Linked DNA regions of Homo sapiens: region 2 is linked to region 1. Evidence: chromatin loops called from intact Hi-C (ENCODE). Cell type or tissue: K562. All regions are shown on one strand. Each heading gives the region's core, and the rest is flanking DNA. Links, peaks and the distances in the headings are about the cores only.

Region 1 (5,391 bases), core at 245-5,244:
GGGCAGGTGGAGATAACTGAATCATGGAGGTGGTTTCCTCCATACTGTTCTCATGATAGTGAATAAGTCTCAAGAGAGCTAATGGTTTTATAAATGCATTTTCCCCTGCACAAGCTCTCTTGCCTGCCACCATGTAACATATGACTTTGCTCCTCATTCACCTTCCACCATGATTGTGAGACCTCCCTAGCCGCGTGGAACTGTGAGTCAATTAAACCTCTTTCCTTTATAAATTACCCAGTCTCAGGTATATCCTTATTAGCAGTGTGAGAGCCATGACTAATACATGGACCACTGAGGCATTTGCCTGGGAGCTTAAAGTGACTCACAGCCTATTCTCTTACATATACTACTAGTTGCCACACTTGTACTCTCTCTGTCTCGTTTTCTCTCTCTCTCTCTCTCTCTCTCTCTCTCTGCCTGACTCTTCATTCTTGCCTCATGTGACTCAGGGACAGTGGGCTGCCCTCCCAGCTCATTGCACCCTGCCCAGAATCTGTAAGTAAAAATCTTTGAGCCTATTTCCTATTGTGGTGCTATATAACCAGTTTGTGTCTTCCCCCTGAAGAATCTAAGGCCAAGTTTTCCCCAGAATGCCAAAGAGAACACAAGGTTCAGGGACAAGGCAATGGTTATGGCATAAAGTGGGCATAGGTTAGACAAGAGCCACAAGACAATACAGTTGTCTTCCAATATAAACTATTTTCCTGTTGAGAGCCACCTTGTCATGGGTCAGACAATTAGGTATCAGTCTGCCCAGCAGGTAACAGAAGTATCCTGGGGAAGGCACATTGTATCCACCTATGTCCCACTCTTCTTGCTAGCCACTCCGGTGCTGGAACTCCAGTTTAGCTGGGGGCTCTTGAAACACACTATCACTACATTTCTCAGGTACAGTAGCTAAAACGTAGCGAATTGGGGCTGTGTTTCTATTTTTTCATCTACTTTCTCTTCTTCTACATCTTTTTATCTTTTTTCAGTTGTACTGTTCTATTTTTCTTCATCCCTTTTTTTACCTTCTTTTCTTTTGCTGCTAGACCATAGATTGCAGATACTGAGAACTAAATTTTGATGCAACTGAGAGACATACAGGAGCAGCTGAAATAGTTCTAGCTAGAGTTTAAATCAGAAAGAAAGAAGGTGTCTTAATAGTTTTGAAGGATCCTTTGTGGTTCTTTGAACTTGGGAAAGACCTATCAAGTTAACAGAATACAGGAAGAAAGGAGTATCAGAATTTTAAACTTGAATATCCCATTTATAATAGCCATGTATCTTTCTCATTGACTGTTTCCTCATCTGCAATTAATACTCCATAGCAATGTCATAATTACTAAATTGAGTGAGGTGTATCAGTTCTCTGATTCAGTTCATGCTTCTTTAAAAACAAATCATATTTCCCCTTGCCTTACCATTAAAACAAATCCAGAAGTTAGCAAGTTGGGAGGTTTAAATTTAAGTAGGTCTAATCATCTGTAATTGTTGTTATGAGAAGAAAATGTATGTTTCTTTTCTCTTAAAAAGTCACCTATACATATTTTAATAATTAGGACAATACATCCCTCAATTGATTTTGGTTATTTTTGTTTTGTAAGGAAGAGTCTTTCCAAAGGAGTTTCAAAATCTAGTTTCATTGCAGAATGGGGCAATTTTCACAACTTGTTGGATCCCACGCAATGTTGTAGCTTGGGTTATATTAATCTTTCCTTACCAGCAGGGATTTTCCCACCAGAACAGTGCGTGGTTTCTTTCCCACTATAAGGACTGGTTGATTATTGTTTTAGCTGCAACCAGAGCTGGAAATTTGGGCAGCAAAGTGTTTTATACACTTAGCCTGTCCCAATCAAGCAAGTGTGGTTAATTAGTTATTTCTCTATATCTGAAATATCTTCTATTAAGCTAAAGTAGTCCTAAATATTCTACAAACATGACTTAACATGTCTTGCATATTGCTTTTCAGACTTAGTAACCAGCAGATACATAAAAATTAAAACCTTTTGAATAACTCTAGGCATACAGTATTACAATAAATCATCCAATAGCTATTGAGGAACATCATATTGTTATGTTAGAGTTTACATATTGATATGGTTTTCCTCTGTGTCCCTACCCAAATCTCATCTGGAATTGTAAACCCCATAATACCCATGTTTTGAGGAAGGGACTTGGTGGAAGGTGATTGGATCATGGGGACAGTTTCCCCCATGCTGTTCTTGTGGTAGTGAGTGAGTTATCACAAAATCTGATGGCTTTATAAGTGTTTGACAGTTCCTCCTTCAGACTATCTCTCTCGCCTTCCACCTGGAAGGCCATGCCTGCTTCCCCTTCTGCCATGATTGTAAGTTTCCTGAGGCCTCTCCAGCCATGAAGAACTGTGAATCAATTAAACCTCTTTTTAAAATAAATTACCCAGTCCCAGTCAGTTCTTTATAGCAGTGTGAGAACAAACTGATACACATATCAACTTTAAATAATCATTCGGCTCATCTCTATAAGCTACAGTTCCATCTGCCAATGTTTGTTGCTATCTACTTATTTTAATTTATAGTTTTAATGGGATGAAATTAAAAAGTAGAATATTATGCAGACATTAAAATGGTTGTAATGGCCAGTAAGTAATGGCATGGAAAAAATCTTTGATTTAAAGTGGTAATGTAGAAAGAATACATTTTTATAAACGTACAGCATTTACTATGAAAGATGTATACACAGGTAAAAACCAAGAGAGAATTTTAAAATGCTAATATAAGTTTTTAATGCATGGCAATTTAATCTGTTGGTACCTTTCAAAATATATTTAGCATTTTCTTTAATGTGCTTTCTTTGCTTCAAAAATAAATATATTAAATTTGAGGAATTTCTTACATTTCTGTGTATTTGATCTGAAAATAGTGAATTTTGCTTGTAAACCTGTCTATAAATTAAGAGGGCATAGGCTTTGAATGACAGCCCAGAGGATTTCCATTGAGCTGGGTGCATGGATTTAAGGTAATATATTTTGAGTCCAGTATTTTTGTTGTCAGAACTTTTTAAACTTCTATTTGTTTACCAAGCGGGAGTCTGGATAACTGAGCTTTTAGGCAAATTGCATTCAATTTCTATTCTTAGATGTTTCTTGACATGATGATTAGAATAACAGCAATATAAAAATAAGACACATTAGGAAGTAATGACACAAATTCACTTGGGCTTATTAGGAGGGTCTCTCCGTAGAAGATTTTCCATGTATGTTTCCACATAAAGTCACATCTGAGGCACTGTGGATCAGGATTTCAACATATCTTCTTTGGGGACACAATTCAATCGATAATACTTTAGAAAGTAAAAGACGTAGTAAGAGGAAATTTTAAAAACACTTATATTTTGTTTACTGCAAAATAGAGATGAACCAAAAGTGAAGTGAGAGTTTGAGCATGTATGGTTTAGATTACAGCAGACAACACTCCCACCACCCTCATAAAGAAGTGCCTTCCCGTGCTAATAATATTATGATGGAGGAAGGGGGGAAACTACGTTCAAGGAAAAATGACACATTGTAGGAAGATCTGAGATGAGTGTAAAATGGTTTAGGTCATAGGCCAAGAAGGAAGACAGGAGGGGAAGAACTTTGTATGCCCCAAAGTATTAGACAGCCTGTGGGCGTAAGATCTTGTAGCCCACTGTTGTCCTAGTACTTTTCTCTGTGATGTTGGAATTTTCTAATTTTTGTCAGTATTGTTTCCAGGAGACAGAAAAGTGGCCAAAACTAATTTTTCTGATACCTATGTAAGTTGTCTTGGGATCAGTGTGGTTGTAAAACTTTGGCTTGGACTGGTCTTCCTGGCATTAATATTCCTGGTTTGCCAGGGTTTGCTAGGCCTATCCAAAGGGCATTAAGAGTATTCAGTAGAACTGTGATCCAGTAAACACAGTTCAGTGGAACTTCAATTGGTGTATCAGCTAAAAATAAATTATTATTTATAAGGATGTAAGTATTTTTAACATTTTCTATATAACATCTTATATTTCAACACTGGAGACATTGATTATGGTTATGAAGACTTTAATATGACTAAGAAGCATAAAAGTATCTGGTAGAATAGTTGAATGTCACAGGGTAAATAAAAAGGTGCAAATAGATCAGTAGGAAATTTCTCTTCTTATAAATTTGATTTAATGTTTTATAGATGATCAACTCTTAAGCTCTAATATTTTTGCCTATATTATTAAGAAGTAAAGAAAATGGTACTCTGCCATGCTAGAAAGAGTTTTAACATATAATGTGTGAATAATGTGGAGATTATTAAACATAGAATTTAATAAGAAAATATTTATTTGCCAAACTTAAAAGGCTATATAGCATTTTTAACTTAAAATAATGATTGTCACTTCTTTTTGTAGATCTTTTCTTTCTGTTATATCATCCCACAAAGACATATTCTTAGTATTAACAGTTAAAGACACTGAATCAAAAATATTTATTTTTTTCGAGCTTTTTATTTTATTTATTTATTTATTTATTTATTTATTTATTTATTTATTTATTTATTTATTTTGAGATGGAGTCTCGCTCTGTCTCCCTGGCTGGAGTGCAGTGGCGCGATCTCGGCTCACTGAAAGCTCCGCCTCCCGGGTTCACGCCATTCTCCTGCCTCAGCCTCCCGAGTAGCTGGGACTACAGGCGCCCGCCACCACGCCCGGCTAATTTTTTGTATTTTTAGTAGAGACGGGGTTTCACCATGTTAGCCAGGATGGTCTCGATCTCCTGACCTCGTGATCCTCCCACCTCGACCTCCCAAAGTGCTGGGTTAACAGGCGTGAGCCACCACGCCCGGCCCCAGCTTTTTATTTTTGAGAAAGAATTGCTCTGTCTTGCAGGGTAAAGTCTGGTGGTGTAATCATAGCTCACCATAACCCTAAACTCCTGGACTTGAGATCCTCCTGCCTCAGCCTCCTAAGTAGCTAGGACTACAGGAGTGTGCCACCATGCCTGGCTAATTTTAAAATGTTTTGCAGAGACAGAGTCTTGCTGTGTTGCCCAGGTTGTTCTCAAACTCCTTTGGTCAAGCAATCTTCCCGCCTCAGCCTCCTGAAGTACTGGGATTACAAGTGCAAGCCACTATGGTTGGCCCTTTCCAGCTTTATTGAGGTATAACTGGTATATGAAAAATTGCATATAACTAATGTATACAATTTGGTGAGTTTGGACACATATATATACAGTCGTGTTCCAGTCACAATAGTTGAGGTAATAAACATACCTATTACCTCCAAAAGTTTCCTTTTCTTCCTTTTTTGTGTTTTTTGGTTGTTGTTTTGTTTTGTGGCAAGAACATTTAGCATGAGATCTACCCTCTTAATAAAAAAACAGTGCTAGTTCAATTTATACAATACCGTATTGTTAACTATAGGCAC
Region 2 (5,391 bases), core at 293-5,292, 60 kb before region 1:
AGACCTTTCTTTTAGTCATTTCTCTTCTATTTGAAAAACATCCTTTTATATTTGTCCTTAATAAAAGTCTGCAGTAGTAAGTCTTTTGAATTTTTGCTTTACTTGTTTTGCTCTGAAGATATATTTCATTGGATATAGTATTCTAAATTGACAGGTTTTTTTTTAGAATTTTGAAATACATCATTCCACTCTCTTTTGCTTTTGTATTGCTGTTGTCTACTGCATACACATTTACTCTTTTAAAGTAGTCTGTCTTTTATTTGGGATTTTTTTTTTTTGGATGGAGTCTCACTCTGTTGTTCAGGCTGGAGTGCAGTGGCACAATCCTGGCTCACTGCAACCTCTGCCTGCTAGGTTTAAGTGATTCTCTTGCCTCAGCCTCCTGAGTAGCTGTGATTACGGGCATGTGCCACCATGCCTGGCTAATTTTTGTATTTTTAGTAGAGATGGAGTTTTGCTATGTTGGCCAGGCTGGTCTCGAATTCCTGACCTCAAGTGATCCTCCTGCCTTGGATTCCCAAAGTGCTGGGATTACAGGTATGAGCTGCTGCACCCAGCCTTGGAATATTTTTAAAACTCCGTTTGTGTTTCATATTTTTTCCATTTGATTTTGATATATCACAATGTGATTTCTGTGTATGTTTATTGAAACACTCAGGACTATCCTTGTTATATTTATATGTCAACTTGACTGGGTTAAGGGATGCCCAGATAGTTGCTAAACATTATTTCTGGGTCTTTCTGGAAGAAATCAGGACATGAGTCAGTAAAGTGAGTAAAGAAGATCAGCCCTTACCTAAGAGGCAGGCATCAACCAATCCTTTGAGTTTCTGAATAGAACAGAAAGAGAGAGGAAGGGCAAATTACTGCTTTCTTCTTGAGCTGAACGTCCATCTTCTCCTGTCCTTAGACATCAGAGCTCCTGATTTTTGGGATTTCAGACTCTGGGACTTATGGCAGTATCCTGCTCCCTACCCTGCAATCCCCCACTGCATTGGACATGCACTGAATTACACCACCAGCTTTTCTGGTTCTCAGGCTTGCAGATGGCATATTGTGGGACTTCAGCCTCCATAATCACATGAGCCAATTTCCATAATAAAAATCTTTTCTCTGTCTTTCCTTCTTTCCTTTCTTCCTTCCTTCCTTCCTTCCTTTGTTTCTTCCTTTCTTTTCTCTAGAACATTGGTTCAGTTAGCCTGAAGAATCTTGACTAATAAAAAGACATTTTAGTCTGGATTGGGAGTTTTATAGACTGAAAAATTTGGCCCTTGACCCTAATTCCACCTCTCGCTTACTATTTCTCTCCTTTGTTTCTGACTCTCTGATTAGATATATATGTTTGGCCTTGTAGTGAATTTCTTGAAGTTTTGTTTTATTGTGAATTTTCCATCTCATTAATTTCAATTTACCTTGTTATCTTACATATATCTTAATTTATTGTATATACAATTATCTCTTTTTTTTGGAACATATTTCTTCTCATCATTATCCAGTTGCTAAATCTCATCTTTCTAATTTGCTATTTAAACCATTCAATATTTTTAAAATATTAAGGTATAATTAACATACAGTAAAATTTACCCTTTTTGTGTAGTTTCATGAGATTTTTAAAAATGCATATAAACACAACCACCACATTAATCAAAATTTAAACAGCTCTATCATGAGAAAAAACCTCTCATGACTTTTTGTAGATGCTATTACCCAGCCCCACCCACTGTCAACCATATAAATTAAATTATACAGTATTCTTTATTGATTTTTTCAATTCACATGTATTACTCGTAGAGATACATTTGATTTTTTCACTTTATTAACATATAATTGAACTTCTAGTTTTTTATTACATGAACATATTTAAGCTTTACTTTTGTCCTACACATATTTACTTTATTGTCTATCCATAATAATTTCATTATTTGAAGATTTTGTGAGTCTGATTTGCCTCTATTAATTCTACATATTCTTGTTTATGGTGTCTTGATACATTGTATGTTCATTTTTACTATGCAATATTCATTTTCCTTGGAATTATATCTAATGAAACTGTTTGAGGCCTGAGACAGAACGTGACACACTAAAGAGAATCTACATTTGCTTCTGCATATTTTTGGATTGAGATTTTCTTGAACTTCTCATTTCTTGGTAATTAGGTTGCAATATTGTGTGGAGGTCAGCTGTGATTCCAAATTTTTATTGATTATTATTTTCTTTTTTCTGTTGAGCACCAATATATAAAATGGCTGGCATAACTTCATTCTCCAGTTTGGGGAACATGAGTTTATATATAATTCACTCTTATACTAGTTATAAAGTCTTTTGAGTAAAGAAATTGTACTTCAACAAAGAGAGGTCTGATTTTGCATTAGACTTTTTAAGGTGGGGGCGGGTCACACCAGATGTTAAGGATGGGGTGAACCATAACCCATAGGCCTAGGTTGTGGGCTGGCTATGACAGAAAGACCAATAATGTGACTTAAAGCTGGGCCATGTGTTATCATGTGGTATCCCGGTCATGTGGTATCAGTTGACCTGAAAGCTAAGATCAACCACATGGGCAATTAATTAGTCCATCATACCTATGCAATGGGGCCCCAATAAAAGGTTTGAATATGGAAGCTGCAATGCATTGTTTTGTGCTCTCACTCCACAGAGACAGGACAGGAAATACTCCATGTTTGGAACCCTCCTGGATTTTACCCTATGAAATTCTTCATTTGCCTAATTTTAATCTGTATCTTTTCTCTGTAATAAACTCTAACTGTGAGTATAATAGCTTCTAGTGTGTTCTATGAATTCTAGCAAATTATCAAGACTAAGGGTGGTTTTGTAATCCCCTGACATTGCAGTTGATATTAGAAAGGGCTAGCCATCTCTGGAGGACTCTGTGCTCAAATGTTACAGTCTGGATACTGCAGGCAGGGCCCTGGGTTTATTGGATGGCTGCTGTATTGCAAGGCTCTCCACTTTGGCCATACACTGGGTTTAAACCATTTTTACCTTCCCCCAGCAGGTTTGTGTACCAAACCTTTTGCCTTTGACAAATGCACCCAGGATAACAGGCTGCTCCAGTACTCTGCTTCTTTCTCATGCCTGCCTTCACCTGGTCTCTGCCTGAAGGTATATTATGTTTTTGATGGCTTAACAATGCTTATTAGAAGTTTTTGTTTGATTGATTTTACTCTTTCTTAGTCCAAATATCTAACCAACCACATTACTAGAAAGAGATGCAGAGTTCATTTAAAATGTTAAAATACTATGTTTGAGGAACTTGTAGAATAAGTAGAAGTTAATTGTCAGCAAACCGCTGAAAATATAAAATAAGAAAATGTGCAACTGGAGGTGAAGAAAAATTTTAGGGATGGCAATATAGAATGCAAGTGGATTTTAGAAGTATATAGACAGTTATGAAATGAAAAGAGAAAGTATAAATATTTGGTACAAGAAAAAAGAGTATTTCAGGAAAAAAATGCCCCAAGCAATGGGGAGGACCAATATTTATGACACAATGAAAGTCAGAGAGTTTAAAGGAAGACAAAAAATGGAGCAAAGCAAGAAAGCCAAGAAAATATAAAATTAATTGATAGAATTCATAGAAATATCTCAAATAGTAATCTGAGCTGTCCTGAAGTTATGGAGATTTTCAGTTCCATATAAGAAAATTATTTTTAAAGAAAGGTTAAATTTATCCTCCATCCATATGTGAAAGAGTAGATCAATAATTAGAATGATTGATGGAATATTTAAATCATAGTTCCACAAGCATCTGGACTCAGTAGTAAACTATTGATATTGGCATTATAAAGGGGTTAATTTATAATGGTGAAAATATAATCTGTGAAATACACAGCATGACTACATAGAGACATTTAACAGTATGATGCTGAATTGGTTTTCTCATGTTGCTAGAGCACCAGTTAAGAAAATGGGATTGATTTCTATAACATCATGTCTAGTTTTGAAATTTACCTCTTGTTTATATAGAATACAACTATTCATGAATTTCAAACAAACATACAAAACAACCATATCTCCTGAGCATACATAAAAAGAAACCATGTAAAAAGTAAAGTTACTTTCAAACAGATCTTCCTTTTTTAAAATAATTATCCTTTACTTTCTGAAGTCTAACTCACATGTAGCCAAACTCATGTTTTGGCTTGATTTTTATGTTGAAAGACAAAAGACAGATTTCGATAGTTCAGTGTGTATTCATCTGTTTATTTGGGGCTTAGGAGTAATGTAAGACATAAGGCATAGGCACCACCGTATTTTGTATTGTTGTTGACTTTCTTTTTCTTTGCTTTTTCCTGCTTTGGATGCACAGAGACTTATGACAAGAATATGTCTAAGTCAATGTGCTGAATATTGGCCTTTAACTTGTGCCAGCTTTTTGTCTGTCCTCATGACTTTCAGTTACACTGACTGTACAATTTGGACTTGCATTCTCATAATTGATTTGAGGATGAAATTAACTTTTATGAAACTTTTGGCTTGAGTATTGCCATCCTAAACTAGATGCATTTTACTGATCACAATTTGTCATCTAACACACTCTTTTGTGTTTTAAGTGAGGTACAGTCATTTTATTTTTTCCATCATAAATGGCCGTGATATAAAGTGTATTATACTTTGGAGAGAATGATTGAAGCTATCTCCATACTTAAAGCACTTTGGCTGAAAGGTGCTGTATTTCTGAAATAGGCTTTCATTATTTATTGACTCACTGCCCTATAATAATTTTTCTGAAGCACTTTTGATCTGTTTTATAAATATTGTGTTTTCATTTTGAAAGTATTTAGCATGCTGGAAAACTTACCACTTAAAAAATTATCATAATGGTCCTTCAAAAAGGATTTTGTTTAAGTAGCCGGTAGTTGAAACCTGTTCTCTGGACTCAGGCAAACATTTGGGAACAAGTCATAACTGTGAGCATTGTCAAAATGGTTAATAACACCAGCATCATATACGCTAAGGGAAATGACTGGTGACAAATTTAGGTGAAAAAAAGGCAAGAGCATTATCATTCTGAAATGTAACCTTTTGCTTTAAAATGTCAAGGATAGGATGTCAAAAACAGCTTTTTACATCATCAGGAAGAGTAGGTTAATTTAAAAATCCTGTTAATGCTAGCTAAGTACATGAAGTTCAATAAATCTCTGCTGAATATATCAGCCTATGAACAATTTAGTTTGTGATATCTTAAGCCAGTCCTAGAACAGTATTTTGCACATAATAGGCACTACTAAATATTTGTGTTATGATTTAAGGAATTTAAAAAAAATAATAATCTATCCCATAGTCACCATTTTCAGGGTTGAACTTCCTGAAATGTGTAAGTCCTTGAGGGCTTGGTTCTGACCTTCAATCCTTATCTAGTTCAGAGCC

The links. Hi-C counts contacts between places; a loop is a spot of excess contacts. Peaks named below come from ENCODE experiments on the same cell type or tissue, not always from the same donor. Only the 100,000 strongest peaks of a DNase experiment are listed, where the experiment ranks them.
Region 2: a loop joins it to region 1, with 3 times the contacts of the local background. A loop is called at or near these places in 2 of 110 quality-filtered maps.

What each region holds. Positions count from the first base shown.
Region 1 is chr7:79,691,837-79,697,227 of GRCh38, forward strand. It overlaps LOC105375370 (a long non-coding RNA gene), which reads left to right and starts at 5,083. Exons shown (of 5, transcript XR_927705.4): 1 at 5,083-5,125. In K562, for the core only: no CTCF peak of the experiment used is centred there; no DNase peak of the experiment used is centred there.
Region 2 is chr7:79,631,666-79,637,056 of GRCh38, forward strand. It overlaps LOC105375369 (a long non-coding RNA gene), which reads left to right and starts at 2,944. Exons shown (of 5, transcript XR_927704.3): 1 at 2,944-3,123. In K562, for the core only: no CTCF peak of the experiment used is centred there; no DNase peak of the experiment used is centred there.